Regions from separate parts of the Mus musculus genome. Here region 1 is linked to region 2. A link is a loop called in an ENCODE intact Hi-C map of the cell type or tissue named here. Cell type or tissue: gastrocnemius. All regions are shown on one strand. Links, peaks and the distances in the headings refer to the core of each region. The heading gives the core; the rest is flanking DNA.

What was found. A loop is a pair of places that touch in the nucleus more often than their neighbours do. Peaks named below come from ENCODE experiments on the same cell type or tissue, not always from the same donor. Only the 100,000 strongest peaks of a DNase experiment are listed, where the experiment ranks them.
Region 1: a loop joins it to region 2, with 2.1 times the contacts of the local background. A loop is called at or near these places in 2 of 42 quality-filtered maps.

Annotation. Positions count from the first base shown.
Region 1 is chr19:60,757,672-60,760,171 of GRCm38, reverse strand. It overlaps Nanos1 (nanos C2HC-type zinc finger 1), which reads right to left. Exons shown (of 1, transcript NM_178421.3): 1 at 258-2,500. Among named protein-coding and RNA genes, the nearest start is that of Nanos1, 2.9 kb to the right of the region's middle. In gastrocnemius, for the core only: no CTCF peak of the experiment used is centred there; DNase peaks (open chromatin) are centred at 929 and 1,134.
Region 2 is chr19:60,861,422-60,878,804 of GRCm38, reverse strand. It overlaps Prdx3 (peroxiredoxin 3), which reads left to right and starts at 4,267. Exons shown (of 7, transcript NM_007452.2): 1 at 4,267-4,373; 2 at 5,542-5,677; 3 at 7,244-7,385; 4 at 8,666-8,801; 5 at 11,186-11,289; 6 at 13,474-13,639; 7 at 14,086-14,739. The coding sequence starts at 4,338. The coding sequence ends at 14,139. Sfxn4 (sideroflexin 4) reads left to right here and starts at 17,377. Exons shown (of 14, transcript NM_053198.4): 1 at 17,377-17,383. In gastrocnemius, for the core only: a CTCF peak has its summit at 8,136 (motif pointing left); no DNase peak of the experiment used is centred there.

The DNA.
Region 1 (2,500 bases), core at 1-2,500, 110 kb after region 2:
AAGAGCTAGCTACATTAGGGGGATCAAACATATGTATGGGGTATTAGTCAAGAGCCACCAATGCTACATGGCTTGTAATTCCAGAATTTTCCAGGTCAGTTTTGGCTGGTGAAACTCTTCATGTTTTTCCCAAAGACACTTTGTCAAAGTTATATTTATAATAGAGGGAATTATATATCAGCTATATTATATTAGAGGGCATGTTATTCAGCAAACTCAAGACAACAAAATTAGCCTGAAATAAAACACATTTCTGATAGTTTTGAAATACATGGTTTTGGTTTAATATATCTAACAAAAGTTATAATCAAAGCCATTTAACTTCTGAAAAGGACTTTATAGGAAAAATAAAGTACAAAAAAGTAAAAAGCCGATAAAACTAGCAAGTTTGGATAGACAAATGCAGGCTAAAGCACAGCACAACCTGTGCCTTTCTGCCCATGGTGAAGCTGTTACAATGCTGTCCCTTTTTGTGGTCTAGCCAGATCCACAGTGCTTTCTTAGGCAGAAGCCAACTTTATCAAAGTGTTATATGAAACTTTGGGTTTTAAGTTTCATTTTTGTCCCTTTAATGGCATTCTAGGGTTTTGTGCATTCTAGGCAAGTGCTCTATCATTGAGCTATACCCATGGCCCTAAACTTGGATGTCTACTGTAAACAATTTTGCAAAACCTTTATAACATTGCATTCCAAGCCTTCCTCTACTTCCTGAGTGTCAGGATTAAAGGATTGGTTATTTTTAGGGCTAAGTTTATTTTCTCTAGAACACTAGAAAAACAAGTACTTTTTCTTTTTTTTTTTTTTTTTTTTGGCTGTACACTTTCAGTATCTGTTAGCTGGGAAACACAGACTTGGCATGGGTTGGAGAACACCATGTGGGATACAGTTTTGTGTGGTCACTACTGTGTGCAAGCACATGGAGGTCAGAGGTCAAGGGTTGCCCTACTCAATCATATTCTCCTTTTCTTCAAACAAGATGTTTCTTTTGAATCTGGGTTTTTCCATACCTGGAGCTAGACTGCCTTGCTAGTGTCCCCAGTGATGCAATCATAGCTACCTTTGGCTTAAATTACCCCAAATCTGCAGATGAATGTGGAGGTCCAACTTCAGACAACCATCTAGCTTATGAGATCATGTTTTTCACTCAGACCTGGAGCCCATCCATGTAGCGTGGCTGGCCTCTGCCTCGTGAGCACTGGGGTTATAGGCATACCACTATTCCCTTATGTAGATGCTGGGGATAGAACTTGGGTCCTTGTGTTTAGAAGCGCTTTTCTGACAGCTGTCTCCCTGTTAATATAACAGCTACTTAGTTTGATATTTTCCAAGAGCCCTCTCAATACCATGGGACAAGAATGCCAGTTTCAGCAGCCTTTAGTTCTGGTAAGATGCCGAAAATTAAAAGTTGGCATTAGGTACATGTGGTCATGGTTCAGCTCATGTGCTTAAATACTGGCACCATACATACGTGCCTTGGGAAATATCTGATGGGATTACAGCAATCTGACTTGATTTTGCTTTTGACATTGAGAATACCTTTTTGAAAAGGCAGATTAGCTAGAGGATGTGAATTTATGTTGACTTGAAAAACTTCACCTCAAAACAAGTAGTATATTTTCTAGCAAAATAACAACGTTTTATTACATTCAGGCCTAGGCCCAGTGAATGTGGGGCTATAACTAACAGGGATAGTTTTCTTCCTTGTGAAGAAAGTCCTCCCTTTTACCAATAGGGCTAACAGCTGTATTTTCACACCAGCCTCTTTTTATACAGAAAGTAAGTTTGCTGTAAAGTTGCTACTTAATACGAAAGGCAGTCTAGCCTAACTCCCAGTATTCCTAGCTAAATCTGACTATTGCAAACATTATATACTTAAACTCTTGGCTGGTATTAGCAGATAGTGGTGTTGATGCATGGCTGAATTTATCTTAATTCACCTTTACCTTTGCCTCTTCTGTCTAGATGGTAGGTAGTTTTGTGCCATATTCCAGCACTCACTATGATAGATTTACAGGAGTACTGGAAAGAGGAACTTTGCATGAAGATCTTTTGGGGTTCTGGAAGCAGACAAGGGTCTCAGTAATAGTGGAACCACCAAGAGGGAGTTAATGAGACAGACTTGAAGTGGTTTATTCTGGCACACCCTCTGTAAATTGAAAGGCAAACAGCCCAGAGTAGAACCTTTTGGAACTCGAGTTATTGCATTATAGTTCCCCATTTTCTATTTAGGAACCCTGAACTTGAGCAATCAAGGTGGGTTAACACTGCTCTAAATAGGTTTCCTCCTTTCTGAGGAGGAAATGTCTTAGCATCAGACACAAAGAATTGGACCATCGGGGTAGTGCATAGAGAAAATGCTAAGCAGGAGTTACTGGGGAGATTAATGGATTCATAATACTGTCACTGTATAAATACACGTCTCTCAAACAGCACCGTTTCCAAATATGTACACGATATGATTAAGCCTTGGCACAGTTAATTTTAAGGATTGGAAAGACTA
Region 2 (17,383 bases), core at 7,071-9,570:
TTCCACATTGCTATTCATCACCAAAGGAAGTCAGGTCTGGAACTCAAGCAGGTCAGGAAGCAGGAGCTGATGCAGAGGCCATGGAGGGGTGTTACTTACTAGCTTGCTTCCCTGCCTTGCTCAGCCTGCTTTCTTATAGAACCCAAGACTACTAGCCCAGAAATGGTACCACCCACAAGGGACCCTCCCCCCTTGATCACTAATTGAGAAAGTGCCTTACAGTTGGATCTCATGGAGGCACATCCCCAACTGAAGCTCCTTTCTCTGTGATAACTCCAGCATGTGTCAAGTTGACACAAAACCAGCCAGTATACCAGTGAAGCCTCAACCCTTTCTCATGATGAGCTTTTAAACACAAAAACCATGCTCTGGGTTGACATACTTCAGTTAACAAGAAAAGTTAGCCAGAAGCAGAATTACAGAAGCCAAAAAGCAAGGTTAGGACGTTTAGAGCTAATGATATTCCAACCATTATGTCTCTCTGCCCCTTAAAATGATGGATCTTGGGTTCTACTTCTTACAATGATTTGTCAGTATAGTCCCAATACATACAGACTTCCTCATAAGCAGAGCCTGCATGGCATGCTCAATACTTGTTTACTACATGATTAAAGTCACAGTGGTATAGGCTGAGGAAATGGTCAAGGTTGTAAAGAGCTTGTCAGCCAGCTGGGCATTAATCCCAGCACTCGGGAGGCAGAAGCAGGCAGATTTCTGAGTTCGAGGCCGGCCTGGTCTACAAAGTGAGTTCCAGGACAGCCAGGGCTACACAGAGAAACCCTGTCTCGAAAAACCAAACCAAAAAAAAAAAAAAAAAAAAAAGAGCTTGTCAGCCAAGCATGAAAACCTGAGTTGGAATCTCCAACACCCACATAAACAACAGTATCCCTGTAATCTGAACTCTGGGGAAGCAGGCAGAGACAGCAAGATCCTGGGACCAGAGCATCTAACCAATCCAAAAAAAAAGTGGAGTGGGTAAAGTGTTTGCTGTGCCAGCATGAGAACCTGAGTTCAGATCCTTAGCACCCAAAAAAGTCTGGCATAATAATAATAACACACATCTGTAACACCAGCCCTAGGTTGTGGGGGAGGGAGACTGGCACATCCTGACCAAGTAGACCAGCCATAGTCACACGCTCTGACATACCCCTGGCCTTCATATGTGCACACAAGGGCAACTGCGCGCGCGCACACACACACACACACACACACACACACACACACACACACACACACACAGAGTGATTGTTAGATGCAGGTTTTATCCAACACCAGAAGGCCATATGTAGAAGGAAAAATATTTCAGAAGCTAAGGGGAGCTGGTGTTAAGAGAGTACCAGGAACACACTCTAACCTGCAAGATACAGCACATGGTACTACACATAAGCCTAATTAATGAGATGGAGCTGATGAATGCATACACTTTAGCAGGGGCAGCAGGAATGAGGAGCGGGTGAGGATGTGGGGCACTTCACCCTGCTCTTTGCTTTGGACTGACTTTCACACTGCATATAAGTATCGTAGGTGTGAACCAAACTGCCTCCCTTTGATGGAGATCCCACTACACTGTGTATATCAGGAAACAGGAGTCCTTCAAAGTGCTAGGGGAAAACCAGAAACAAAGGCCTATCCATAAAAGGAAAAGAGACAGATACCTGAAGTAGAAGTTTCTGGTTGGGTCAGGTGATACAGAGTCACATGGTATTTGTTTTGCTAAGGGAAGACATGTGATATTTGGAGAGAGTATAAATGGGACAGTGATGGTGAGTTTGCATTGCCAGCTTTGTAATGATTCATTGGTCTCAGAGTCTTCATCTTTGCTGATCTTCACTTCCTTGAGAGAGACACGCAGCAGAGAACTTTTCCAGGAGTCCCAGCTGGTCCTAGTCGCTCCCGCTGACTTATGTGATTCGTGTTTGGTGTCCTGACTGAACTGGACTGAACTGGACTGCTGGTATCCTGACATCAGAGATTGGAATAGCCCCCCAAATACTTCTAAACAGGTCCACATACCCTTGTCCTTTTTACCACCTAACCCTTTTCAACCCTACCTTTGGATGGTGGGCTTGAAGCGTTTAAGAACCCTTATTAAAAGTAGTTGGGTTTTTTTTTTTTGGTTTTTGTTTTCATTTTTGTTTTTTGTCTTTTAATCTAAGCCCAGAGAAAACTCCTGGCCTGTCCTTGTCACATACCTTTTCCTTACTCTAGATACAGCAGTGAAACTTTTAAAACCCTCAATGTCCCCTGGCATGGTGGTTCTTTAATCCCAGCACCTGGGAGCAGAGTCAAGTAGATCTCTGTGAATTTGAACAAATAAACAAACAAACACCCTTGGTGTGATGGAAAATAGGAAGAATTAAATTGAGATCATTGTCTCATACAGTGGCAAGTAATTGATGCTGAGCCTGCTTTCAGCCACCACAAACACTAGCTGCTCAGCTGCATGGAGTTCTAGGTTCTGTACCTCTTGAAGATGTTTGTTTCTTAGAGATATAACCTACCATTATCTAATGTTCTATAATTCTCAGCTCCATTAATCACATGATGTTTTCACTACTCCAAAAGCAAATTCTACCTATATTTGTAATATGAGTAAGAGTACACTTGTAACCTCAGTACTAAGAAGAAGCAAGTAGGGGGCTGGTGAGATGGCTCAGTGGGTAAGAGCACCCGACTGCTCTTCCAAAGGTCAGGAGTTCAAATCCCAGCAACCACATGGTGGCTCACAACCATCCTTAACGAGATCTGACTCCCTCTTCTGGAGTGTCTGAGGACAGCTACAGTGTACTTACATATAACAAATAAATAATAATAAAATAAATCTTAAAAAAAAAAAAAAAGAAGAAGAAGCAAGTACAGGCAAGAAGGTGACCTGTGCTATCACACTTCAGAGTTTTGTTTTGTTTCAAGTGGATCTTAATCTGTAGCAAAGCCTGGCCTTGAACTCTTGGCTATCCTCCTGCCTCAGCCTCTCAAGTGCTGAAATTACAAGTATAAGCCATCAAGCTCAGCCTTCATCCTTTTTTATGTCTGAATTATATTCCATCACAGACTTGAACACCAAACACATACACTGGGTACCAGTTAAGTTCAAGGCAAGTGCTGTGAGGAACTTGTTGAGATGTCTCTTTAGGTATAAGGCTTTTTTTTTTTCTCCACAAGACAGGTACACTGTGTAGCAGCTAATGGTTCATGGACAGCTAGATTTATAATTTTTTTCTTTTATGAATATTTCTGATATAGTAGAGAGCAAAATAAATAAATAATAACATCAGATCTCAGTATGAGAAACTCAAAATGTTTTTAGGTTTCTTTCAATCATCTGACCTACAAATGAATGCCTCTGACCACCTTCTCTTTCTTTTCAACAAAACTCGGACTTTCAGCAAATAACTGTATCTAGCTGGAACTTTGCAGTATTTTGCACTAGTGTGTTTATTTTTAATTCCCTTCTATTTATACTGTTATAAGTAGAAGTTTAACTATTTCCTACTTAACATTTCTTTTCCCATAAGATTATTTGCACTTTAAAATGAGCTAGCATAAAGAAAATATTATTTAGATAATATGCAGATGTGAGAAACTATATTAGTAACAGAACAGTGCTTGGAAAATACCAGCTTAGACATGGCATTTAGTGTGGTTATCATGTGAATTTTATTCTGTGTTTGATGTGGTACTTCAAAACCGTGCCCTCCAATCATTACTTGGTATCTGCGTTAACAAATAAATTGATTTAAAATGTGTCCCAATTATCCCAATTTTGAGGAGAGGCCAAATGAACGCCCCCACACAATATCAAAGGTTTTCAAGCACACTAAACTCTGATGTCCCTAAGTCGCTTAGCTTATTAAAGAACTCAGATAACTAAGTTTGTTCCACTGAATGCAGAAGGCAGAAGATCCCACCTGAGATAGAAAGGGAACTGGATTCTTTCACAGACAGACACTTTCTACTACTCTAAATTAGCGAAACAAAATCAACAGGAAATGTCAATAAGTGTCTACTTCCTAAATTGAATTTGATCTTTATACGTCGGTACCATAAATAGGAATCCAAGCATTCAGGTATTCAGGAGGTCAAAGGGAAATTTCCCCCTGAGCTGGAAGGAGTGGTTCTACGGCTTCTCCCCTAAGTCACAACCACACACCCAGGTCCAGCCTCTTTGCATAAACCACACCCCTCCTCCACCCACTCCTCGTAAGCCCCGCCTCGCTGAGGCCCCGCCCTCATAGGGAAGCCCGGAGCAGAAGCCACGCCCCAGGCAGAAGCACACCCGGCGTGCTCCGGCTACTCCTCGGTATCTCCGCCTATCGTGCCTCTTGCGTGCTCTGAAGATGGCGGCAGCTGCGGGAAGGTTGCTCTGGTCCTCGGTGAGTGGCTGGCAGCTGGGCAGGCGCATGACACAACAGCGACTCTGGCCCGCACTTGTTTCCAGGACCGGATCGCGCACCCTTAGGTCTGCTGCCCACTAGCTCCTATGGGAGGGAGTTCTCAGCTCGGGGACCTCTAGGCCTCCTGCGGCTAGAAAGGCCCTAGCCCCTGCGCAGGACAGCCTTTACACTATCCCCGTGGGTGATGTGCTCTCCAACAAGTCCTTGTGCTTGATGGTCCCCTTGCTGTTTCTTCACTAAAGCACCCAGGCCTGACTTTTGAGGCCAGTATGCTGACTACTGTGTTCTAGGATCTGTCACCAAATATGACCTTGGCCAAGATACACGTGTGTGTGTGTGTGTGTGTGTGTGTGTGTGTGTGTGTGTGTGTGTGTGTGTGTGTGTGTGTGGTTTTTCGAGACGGGGTTTCTCAGTGTATCCCCTGGCTATCCTGAAACTCGCTCTGTAGTTCAGGCTAGTCTGGAATTCACAGAGATCCGACTGCCTCTGCCTCTGGAGTGCTGTCTGGCTTGACTTCACATTTCTGAACCTTAGTTTTTCCTACATCTCGACATGGCTGTGGGCTCATACTTAAGTCTGAGTATAAACAAAGTAACGGGAGTAAAAACAGTAACAGGAGCCTCTTTCTACTCCCACACTCAGGCTGGACTCTGCCTTGGTATCTGCTGTTCTCTAGTAGCAGCCTACTGTCTGTCCTCTTGCCAGCCATCCTCCTCTCCTTTCTCATCGCCGGGCTCAGCCCTTAATTTCCTGTCCCATGTTGGACATCAAAGTTGAGCAAACACTACTAACCTTGAGCTTGGGCCAAACACTCCCAGTGCATGAACTTCACCCTATTCCTTGACTGAGAGCCTGGAAGGGACTTTTTCTGAGAAAAACCTTGATGTGGCTACATGATGCAGCAGTTAGCTCCAGGTGGGGGAGGGTACAACTACTCAGCCTGGCCTAGCCTTCCTGAAATTTTGGAGATTTTTTATTCTTGAAGCTTTATTCTTATGATTTTCTTGTAGACTCAACCCATGCTCTTAATTTGATTTGGTATCTGTTTCGTTGGGAAAAGGGTCGTTAACAAAGGATGACAGCAGCAAGGCAGAATTCAGTCACCCTTTCGGAAAGCCTTCCTAATTGAAAGCATTTTTCTTTCCAGGTTGCTCGTCATGCAAGTGCTATTTCCCGGAGTATTTCTGCCTCAACAGTTCTTAGGCCTGTTGCTTCTAGAAGAACCTGTTTGACAGACATACTGTGGTCTGCCTCTGCCCAAGGAAAGTCAGCCTTTAGCACCAGTAAGTGTTACTGTGCTCTAGTCATATCCAGGTAAAAGGAAACCCTTATCAGCCACTCTGGACCCTGGCTATACTTGAGGCTTGTCCTTGGAGATTTTAAACATGGATATGAGAATAATGTAGAGATGGCTGGATCTAAAAGGAACTGTTAGGAACAGTGAGTCCTTGGCGGTGTCAAAATTTTAAAACTTACTTTTAAGAAAACAGAAAGAAAATGGAAGCCAGTGGTGGAGCCACATGCCTTTAATGTGAGCATTCAGGAGGCAGAGGCAGATCTCTGTGATTTAGAGGCCAGCCTGGCCTACAGATCAGAAAACCTTGTCTCGAAGAACCAAAAAGGAAGAAAAAAAAAGTTGCAGGCCAATCAGGGCATCACAGTGTGAGACTCTGTCTGGGAACAATAAATAAACAAGACCTCTCCCCATGCCCACCCCCCTAAAAAAGAGTAGAAAAAGTGGTAGTCTAGGAAAAAGAAAATATTTGTATAATATACTTAACAAAGGCTATTTCTCTAAGATACCTAAGTTACTAGATAAAATGAAAACACAAAACACCACTGTACCCCACCCCAGGTTTGAAACATGTCCTGCATCTGCTCTTGGTTTCTCTCTGCCATGCCTCAGTGCCTCTCACCAAGATAACTAACTATAGACATTGCCTCCACCATTCTTATCTTTTTGATGGCCTAATCTTCCTGGAAACATCTGTTTTCCTGCATTAGAGCCTCTCAGACTCTGTTCTCTCTACCGTGAAGAGCTAATCTGGCTGCTTGTTGCTGAGGGTCCTTTTAAGACTTGCTGAGTTTGTTTTGAGTTTGTTCCTTTTCCCTGTGTATTGGCCCCTCTTGGTCAGTGTCCTGTGATACTCACACCCTAGTCTGAGCTAGCTCCATGTCTGGCTGCCTTCTGCTCTCTACTGCCTTCTTCCTCTTCCTTTTGTAGTTCCAAGGGCATTTCATTTCTTCTAGTTTTTGTTCTTTAAAAAAACCTTTTCTTTAGGGTTGGAGTGAGAGCTAAGTCAGTCAGTCAGCTAGCATAAGGATCAAAGTTCAGCTGACCTTCAGAACTCACAGAAAGCCTGGCATAGTAGTATACAATGGGTCCAGCACTTGAGAAAGAGGCGACCACTGAGTCCTTGGAGCTCAGTGCCAGCTACCCTACCCTACTTGGTGAGCTGAGTTTATAAAAGACTCTTAAAAGAGAGAAAGGGTTTTTAAAAAATGGTAGATGTCTTCTGAGGATCTGTGTGTCCTCCATCCTTCATATTCATGCTCACAAGTGTGTGCGCGCACGCGCGTATACACACACACACACACTCCTCCCTACCACTGAGTTGAGTTTGTGTATATACTTTGGAATTGTGCTGAAGGGCAAAATTACTTTACCTAAGATGTACAACTGAAGTGAACCATCTTATTGAGTTAAATTAATAAACAACTTATGTCACCAGTTATGGCAAATAGTAAGTTTACTTGATATGTTCCAACAAAAGGAGTTTAAATAAAATCATGCAGTACTCGATGTGGTGGATGACAAGCTACATTCAGGTGTGTGGTCTTTTTTTTAGGTTCCTCTTTCCACACCCCTGCTGTCACCCAGCACGCGCCCTATTTTAAAGGTACTGCTGTTGTCAATGGAGAGTTCAAAGAGCTGAGTCTCGACGACTTTAAGGGAAAATACTTGGTGCTTTTCTTCTACCCTTTGGATTTGTAAGTTTGATTTTATAATATTTTCATGTCCCTCTGAGAGCTGGTATTGATCTCTAACCCACGCTGAAATTCCTCTTTTAGTGGAGAGAAAGATTCTTTTTAATTTTTGTTCACTGTCCTTGGCCATCTGTACCTCATATAACCATAGTGGGAGGAAACATCCTTCCTTTTTTTTTTTTTCCCCCATTCGTTTGTTTGTTTGTTTGTTTGTTTGTTTTTGAGACAAGGTTTCTCTGTCTAGCCCTGGCTGTCCTGGAACTCACTCTGTAGACCAGGCTGGCCTCGAACTCAGAAATCCGCTTGCCTCTGCCTCCCAAGTGCTGGGATTAAAGGCATGTGCCAGCACTGCCCAGCCCTTTTAATGGAGGAGTTTTAGTATGGTTCTGTCAGTTTTTCTGGTTGTACTGGGGATCAAACCCTGGGCCCTGTGAATACTAGGCAAGCACTCTTACTGGATTATACTATCAGCCTTTAATACAGTTCTGTCTCACATACTTTTGATAAATGGTTCCCTAAGCCAGTCTAAACTTTACAACAGTCTGGGTAGAAGTAATATAGGAAATTATTATTATTATTATTATTATTATTATTATTATTATTATTATTATTATTATTATTTTGTGGCTGGAGAGAGACGATGGCTCAGAAATTAAAAGCACTGGCTGCTCTTCCAGAGGTCCTGAGTTCAATTTCCATAGTGGCTTACAACCATCTGTATCAGGATCTGATGCCCTCTTCTGGTGTATTTGAAGACAGCAACAGTGTAACTCATACATTAAAAAAATAAAATGAATTTTTCATAAAGTTACTTTATTTAAAAGTACAGGTTTTCTTTTAACTCTTTAAACATGCCTCACAATCCCATTCATTCATTCATTTGTTTACCTGAGGCAAGATTTTCTCTACAGATGTTTTGGAACTCACTGTAGACTAGGCTGGCCTTGAACTGAGAGAGATCAGCTTGTCTCTGCCTCCTCAGTGCTTGGATTAAAAGTAGACGCCACCATGCCCAAAACGAAGCTTGCTTTTTCCCTTTTTTTTTTTTGGGGGGGGGGGGTCATGGTCTCCATATGTAGACCGGGCTGGTCTGAACTCACAGAGATCCTCCTGCCTCTACCATCAGAGTTCTGGGATTAAAGGTTTATGCTATCACACCTAGCATACCCAGCCGATTTCATGTCTTTCACCCCTAAGCAAATCAATTTAGTTTTAGACTTCTAACTGTTGTAAGTTTTTGCTTTTTTATGATCTAATGAAACTTTCTCTTTTTTCCCCCCAAGCACATTTGTGTGTCCTACAGAAATTGTTGCTTTCAGTGACAAAGCCAATGAATTTCATGATGTAAACTGTGAAGTAGTTGCAGTTTCAGTGGATTCCCACTTCAGTCATCTTGCCTGGATCAACACACCAAGAAAGGTAGGTTGGGTGACAGTCACCTTTCCTTGGTCTTATTTTATTCTTTGGTGTCACTTCTACTTCACAAATAATACTGACCACACAATAAAAACATTGTATATATTTATGGGATACAATGTGATGTTTTGATACATGTGTGCATTGTCTATGGATCAAATCAAGCTATTCAGTACTCTTTCTTGAATCATTTTTTTGTGATGATGACATTCAAAATCCTTTTTAGCTTTGTGGGAGTGTCTCTTGCTCATTCCCCAGCAACTTCTGCCCCCCTGCACTAACAAGAGAGATTTAATACAAAGTCTAAAGGTTGTCAAAACATAAGACAGTCTGAAGGGAACATTTGTCTACCTGCCTTCCCTCCTTTCTTCCTTTCAAAAACAGAATCTCAAGTATTCCAGGCTCAAGGTTAGGGTGTATTAGCTCAGATGACTTCTGATCCTCCAGCCTCCACCTTCTAGAACCTGGCTTATGCCTTGCTGGGGATCAAATGCTGTACCTGTACCAGGTGAGCCATATCCTCCTGAAGTAGGTTCTTTGTAGATCCTCTCCTGTCAGCAGTTTGTAAGCTATGGTAGTAACAACTCCCTGGATGTTGTTTGTATCTTTACTGCTCATTCCATGCATATCTTCCAAGTAATGGAGACAGGCTTAGTGGGACAAGTGATGTGGCTGTCATCTTCTTTTACCTCCTCTTGGGCCTACACTTTGAACCCTTAATAGTTGGCTGTACTATTTTTGATGTCTACAAATCTGCTAGGGAAGAAAAAATTCAAAATTTCAGTAGGTATGTTTCAGGACTAACAATGGTGACTTGAATAATTTACTTTCTTCATTTTTATATTTGAGAATTTAGTTTTCATTTCAACAGTTGCTTTAACAATTGGAAAAGACGGCAGAGTATGCTCACAGCTTTTACCTAGCATGCAAGAAGCCTTGGGTTCAGTCTCCAGTACCGTATACACTGGATGGGTTAGCATAGCCTATGATCCCAGCATTCCAGAAGTTGCAGCAGGAAGATAGAAGTTCAAGATCATCATTGGCTATATAAAAAGTTAGAGGCTAGTCTGGCTACATGAGACAGACCCTGCCTCAAAAGATAAGGTCAACCAGTCTCTTTCTAGCAATGGCCTGAAGAAAAGTACTTAGCCTTTTTTGTTTGGGTTGGGTTGGGTTGGGTTGGGTTGTTTGTTTGTTTGTTTGTTTGTTTGTTTGTTGGAGACAGGGTTTCTCTGTATAGCCCTGGCTGTCCTGGAACTCACTCTGTAGACCAGGCTGGCCTTGAACTCAGAAATCTGCCTGCCTCTGCCTCCCAAGTGCTGGGATTAAAGGCATGTGCCACTACTGCCAGGCTAGCCTTTTGAGCTTTAGTTTCCTCATTTTTAAAATGATGAAGATGGGCCATTGAAGGTAGTCAACAGGAAAAGTACTTCTGGGTAAACATGACAACCTGAGTTCTGTCACTGGAGCCCACATAGAATGGAAGGAAAGAACTCCACAGAGTTGTCCTCTCACCTCCATACATGTGCAGTGCCTCGCTTGAGTGTGCATAAACACACACACACACACACACACAAACATGCATACAATAACTAATACAAGATAATAGATACTGGAAAGATGACTCATCAGTTAAGAACACTGCTATTTTTTTTTTAAGATTTTATTTATTGGGGGCTGGTGAGATGGCTCAGTGGGTAAGAGCACCGGACTGCTCTTCCGAAGGTCAGGAGTTCAAATCCCAGCAACCACATGGTGGCTCCCAACCATCCGTAACGAGATCTGACTCCCTCTTCTGGAGTGTCTGAGGACAGCTACAGTGTACTTACATATAATAAATAAATAAATAAATAAATAAATAAATAAATAAATAAATAAATAAATAAATTAAAAAAAAAGATTTTATTTATTATTATATGTAAGTACATTGTAGCTGTCTTCAGACACACCAGAAGAAGGCATCATATCTCACTACGGATGGTTGTGAGCCACCATGTGGTTGATGGGATTTGAACTCAGGACCTTTGGAAGAGGAGTCAGAGCTCTTACCCACTGAGCCATCTCACCAGCCCAACACTGCTATTTTTTAAGAGGACCCAGGCTTAATTACCAACATCTACATAGCAGCTTGCAACTGCCTTTAACTCCAGTTTCAGGGGACCACATACCGTCTCCTGGTCTTCTCAAACACTGCATGCTTGTGGTGCACTTACATGCAGGTAAAACACTCAAACACGTAAAATAAAGTAAGAGGGAATTAAGTTAAACATAATTTCCTTGTGTGAATTTATTACTTGCCACCATCATTGTTGGTTTTAAACATTGGTACATGGTTCACACCCTGTTGGACCACCCGAGAAAAACAGTCCTGTTTGCCTTTTTATTAGAATGGTGGTTTGGGCCACATGAACATCACACTGTTGTCGGATATAACTAAGCAGATATCCCGAGACTACGGAGTGCTGTTGGAAAGTGCTGGCATTGCACTCAGGTAAGAGCTGTTCTTAGAGATGGGATGGTTTTGCATATTTTAGTGTCATCTTGTTTCTTAAAGATTTATAAAGACTCTATTAAAGCATTTGTCAGTTTTGGTAAAACTCAGGAAGAAGTACAGGTTTGGATCTTTGTTGGTAGTTTTGATTTTTGAGACAGTGTGTGTGTGTGTGTGTGTGTGTGTGTGTGTGTGTGTGTGTGTGTGTGTGTGTGTGTGGTGTTTATATACATAGATTTATTAGAATGGCTTATAGGCTGTGGTCCAACTAGTCTTAACAATGGCTGTCTACTAATGATAGGTCCAAGAATACTGTAGTTGTTCAGTCCATGATGCTGAATGTTCTCAGCTGGTCTGTACTCCAGGAACTCATAGTAATTATTTACTCTCTATTCGGGGTTTCTACACTGTCTTGATCATTCAGTTCCCAGATAAAAGACACACAACCTTTACATTTATAATAAGCCCTTTATAGCACTAGACCTGGGCAGATATCTATCCTTTAAGCCATTAGAAATTACTTCCCCATCAATAACCCTTAGTTGTATCTTCCATGTTCCATCTGGACATCTCATAACTCCAGTTGGCCAGCCCTCATGGCATGTTTTCGTGATTCTTACCTTGAGTCATCTTGTTCTCTTTCCATCTTTTCTCCCTCCTCCCTGGTCTTCCTCCTCCTCCTCTTCCTCTTCATTTTTATATTTGAGAATTTAGTTTTTATTTCAACAGCTGCTTTAACAATTGGAAAAGACGGGCTGGTGAGATGGCTCAGCAGGTGAGAGCACTGACTGCTCTTCCGAAGGTCATGAGCTCAAATCCCAGCAACCACATGGTGGCTCACAACCACCCATAATGAGATCTGATGCCCTCTTATGGTGTGTTTGAAGACAGCTACAGTGTACTTATGTATAATAATAAATAAATCTTTAAAAAAAAATACACACACACAATTGGAAAAGACGGCAGAGTATGCTCACAGCTTTTACCTAGCATGCAAGAAGCCTTGGGTTCAGTCTCCAGTACCGTATACACTGGATGGGAGAGGTAGATCTATGAGTTCTAGGCCAGCTTGGTCTATGTAGTAGTGCTAGGACTATGTAGAAAGACCGTGTCTCAAAGGAAAAACCAAAAGGGATTGTGAGGTGCTATAAAGATGACTCAGCAGTTATGAGTGCTCATTGGTGTTACAGAGGATTAGAGTTTGATTTTTTTTTAAGATGTATTTATTTATTTATTTATTTATTTATTTATTTATTTATTTATTTATTACATGTAAGTACACTGTAGCTGTCTTCATACACTCCAGAAGAAGGCATCAGATCTCATTGATCTCATTACGGATGGTTGTGAGCCACCATGTGGTTGCTGGGATTTGAACTCAGAACCTTCAGAAGAGCAGTCAGTGCTCTTCACTGCTGAGCCATCTCACCAGCCCCTAGAGTTTGATTTTATAGCCACCTGTAACTCCAGCTCCAGAGAGTCCAGCACCTTCTTCTGGACTCTGGGTATTTGCATGCATGCATACACAACAAATACACATAAATAAAATCTTTTTTTTTAAAGGAAGTTTTAAATATTTATTGGATGCAACTTCAATCTCTCCCTTTTACATATATGTGATCACATTACCAGAGTGATATAGAAGTCCAAAGAATGTATACTAGATCACTGTGTAAAAGTCTTTACTGTCTCTAGTTCATTCTTTTTAGGTATCATATATCACATTGGGAATACAGTTTTTCAATGTTCCCATAATGTATGCTTTCCTTGGTGGCCTTGTATTAGAGCATCTGTCATTACTAAAAGTTGATAAACTTTTTTATAATGTTAATTTCAGGTTGGTTTTTCTAAGATTTATTTTTAATTATGTGTGTGTAACTCTGTAAAATTATGTACATTTGAGTACTCGCCCTTGGAGGCTATAAAAGGATGTCAGATCCCCTGGAGCAGGAGTTACAGGCAGTTGAGTGGGTTCCCTTCCAATGGGTTCTATGAATTGAACTCAGGTCCTCTGGATAGACACAGTACAAACTATTAATTGCTAAGTAGTCTCTTTAATCCCTAAAACTCCCATTTTAAAGCCTTTGACAAGTTGATGAATTTACTAATAGGAGAATAAAGACATAAAAGGAAAGAAATGAGTTGTTGGCACTAGTCCTGTTAATGAGGATAAATTCTGTGCAGAGGTCTCTTCATTATTGACCCTAATGGTGTCGTCAAGCACCTGAGTGTCAACGACCTTCCGGTGGGCCGCAGTGTGGAAGAAACACTCCGTTTGGTAAAGGCGTTCCAGTTTGTGGAGACCCATGGAGAAGTCTGCCCAGCCAACTGGACACCAGAGTCCCCTACGGTATGTTGTTTTCCTTAGAGCACCACGCCCCAACTCCAGGTCTTTGCTCAAGGATAATCTACCAAGAGGTGCTGGCTGAGTGTGGGTTGGTAACACTTAGATGGACAGTTTCTACTGAGGCTAGTAGTTAATTTTTATCTATATGTTTTGAACAAAATAGGCTAATCTTCAAAAATGAAGAAATTTTAGTTTAAGACTGAGAGCTTGGGCCAGATATGGTAGCACACACCTTTTATCTAGATGAAGAGGCAGTGAATCATTTTTGAGTCTAGCCTGGTCTACAAAGTAAGTTTCAGGACAGCCAGGGCTATTACACAAAAAAAACCCTGTCTTAAAAAAAAACAAAAAACAAACAAACAAAAAACTAGAATCTTTGAGCTCATCTTTGAGACTACTATTATGAAGTTCCTCCTAAAAGATTTAATTTTTTTTTTTTTAATTTTCAGATCAAGCCAAGTCCAACAGCTTCCAAAGAGTACTTTGAGAAGGTCCATCAGTAGGCCATCCTATGTCTGCAATTACCTGAAGCTTTTCAGGCCAAAAAAGAGCCCCAGCTGGAATCCTTCCAATGCCTTGAAGATTATTTATAGAATGGCAAAACCTCATTATGTTTGTGTTTATAAGTACTGCTCCACAGGCTTTGTAATTTTAAGACAGGTTCAGGCTCTCTAAAGGTGGCTAGCTGCTTCCATAGCTGCTCTTACTAGGGACTTCTTGATGGCTAACCAATTCTCCCCGAGTGCTTGGCCCCCATTTCTTGGATCATGTCCTTAGAGGGTAAGCATTCTTTCCCTTAGCCTGCCCTGAACCTTGGTCTACAGTGAAGTAGCACATAGTGCCAGTACTTGGTGAAATGAAGTAGCACATAGCACCAGCACTTAATGGAAGCTTCTGATCAAGGTCCTAAAATTTCCTCTTGAATTTTTGTGAATTATGCTGAATTTCCCTTTTTTTTTTTTTTAAATTGTAGTCATTAACTCACAGTGTCCTTGTGTGTTCTGAGGTATTGAAGAGGTATAATCATGAAGGACTATGTCTAATCCATAAGTCATTTTCTTCAAGAGCTGGATATATAGAATAAAAATAAACATTAAAATATTTGCGTTTTTGACTTATTCTGGGGCACCGTTTCTCCTTTGATAAGTTAGCTCAACAAATATTTATTGGGCATTTGACACAGGGCTGGCTCCACTCTCAGGAAACTGAAACTTAGTAGGCAAGACTGATACCTACTTTCATTCATTATTTTGGTAGCCATGAAAAACATATGCCAGGTTGGACTTTGGAGGCATTGGAGTGAAGAAAAATAAACCTTTGTGTTTATGCACTTGATTCTAGAAGAAAAGCCCAATAAACAGAAATCAGATACTTGCCGGGTTGGAGCAGTGTTCTGAGTAGGTTTTTCAGGGAAGTCCTGAGGGAAAAGAGACTGGGTCTATTTTCTGGGTCTATATGTAAAATGAGGGTAATTCTATCTATTGTGTATCACCAGCATCCAAGGCTAGAAGAAAGTTGAGGCTCATGGTTCCAGATTAGTTCATGACCTGCATGGCAGCTGGCAAGAATGACACTGGAACAGAGCTGAGATCTTATATCTGATCCACAGGCATGAGATAAGACACCCAAGTGGGAATGGTGTGGGTTTTAGAAAATTCCAATCCCATCCCTGGGGCTTCTGATAAGGCCACACCTCCCGATCCTTCCAAACAGTTACACCAACTTAGGACCATGCATTCAAATATATGAGTATATGGGATTATTCTCATTCAAGCCATCGCAGGAAGTAAGGGGCTTCTAGGCAGGAAACATGAAGGAGGTCATGCCACTAGAGCATAAAGGAAAATGGCAGTTAGGGACCCAAAGTCTCTCAGGCAAGCTAAGGAGTGAATTCTAAATGTGATGGGGAATATCTTTGATGGACATTGCAGCTCATGCATGTATGTATCCAGGAAGATCAAACCCAGTCTGGGCTACAGTATGAGATGAGACCTTGCCTCAACTACCTTCTATATTCCCTCAAAAAGAAAAAAGAGTGACAGTAACTTACCCTTAAGATCATTCTGGTTCTTTTGACTGTAGGACTTCCAAAGTGGTAAAGCACAGAGAGCCAGATGGACTGGATCTGTGACTCACTGAAGGGTAGAGCCAATCAGACAGTGCAGTGTGCTAAAGACCATAATGATACCACAAGTGCATATCTTGGCATAATGGGAATACTGAGGAGGGGCCCTTTTACCTATCTGTGGAGAGAACTGTTGAAGGCTATAGCAAAGTGAGTCAGGTCAACTAAGTGACTGAAGAGAAGAGCCAGATAAACTGGCAGATCTGAATTCCTGGGCGAGAAAGGCAAGGACTGATAACCTCTAGGTGGTGGTCATGGCTACTACTGGCCACCTCCAATGGGTTCAGCCTGGCTCAGTCATTTCCTTCAATCTTCAGCAAGCCCCTAAGATTAGTACAATTACTAGCCCTTTTTCTAGATGGAGATACTGACATGACCAGAATCATTTAACTATAAGTGTTGTGCAGGGGCTCCAGTTCTGCACTCTGGAGTCCTGCTGAACACCACACATACTCTAGGCACACATTCAAGTCCCATCTATCCTGACACTGAGAGAAGGTAGGAAAGCCCTATTTGACTCTAGTTGATTTGGCTTTTAACCAAAGTGGATTTGACCCGTTGATGCAAAAACAAAAACAACAACAAAAAAACAAAAAACCAAAAACCAAAAAACAAAAAACCTCTCTTATCTTAAAAAAAATAAGATAATAAGAGTTTATTCTGGAGCTATTTTAAGTCATCAGAGCCTGGGAACACAGGTTTAGGTTACTCCAAATCTTACATTCCCGTGTGAAAGCCATTTCACAAAGTTTGTTATAGTTTTACAGTACGGAGAAAGTCACAAATCAAGGAAAGCTTTAAAATACATTGGTGGGTACATCAGAGAGGCAGAGGTACATCATTATGCAGGAAGCTTTCACATAAGGTCAAGATGCTATTTGATGCCATCCTTAACTTTTGATTTGGTAGAAGCTAGTTGTCTGCCAAATCATCAATAAATTCTAAAAGGTTTTATCTGTTGTCATGAGAAGTTAGTTCTGACACAGAGGTGGACAAGGAATGGCTGCTCTGGAGGGCCAGAACTTAGTCAAGGTAATTCGCCTCTAGGCCATAACTTTCTAGTCTCTCCACAGTACTGAAATTTTTGTCAACAAAATCAGTTTCTGAACTCCTTTCAGTTTTCATCACAGACCCAATGCTAGAAAGAAACCGGTTAAAACCTAACCGGTCTGGCTGAGAGTTTGGTACACTCTACTCAGATCCAACTTTTCCACACTTGCTTCAATAATATACACTTTTGGAAATCTCAATACTTTTTAATAAATGGCATGATAATTTTATTTTTCACTGCACCATGAAAATTATGTAACTGGCTCTGGCTTGACCCAACTCGTGTACATTTGACTTTGTATACAACAGTTTTCAGGGGTAATGTGCGCCTGATAAGCGCAGGCGTGACGGTAGAAAATCTCTTGCATCAGTTACACTGTCTTCTTTCTTACAGGGTCTCCGCCCCAAGTGGAGACTGGAAGTGGGAGTGAACGCCTCTGTACCCGGACCCTTCGGATTCTTCTAACTTGAGGAAAGGAAGTAGAAGAACTTGGCCTATAGCAGGGGAGCGTTCGGGTTCTGGGGCGGGACACGCTGATAGGCTCCACCCCTTGCGCTGCAAAGCAAACGGG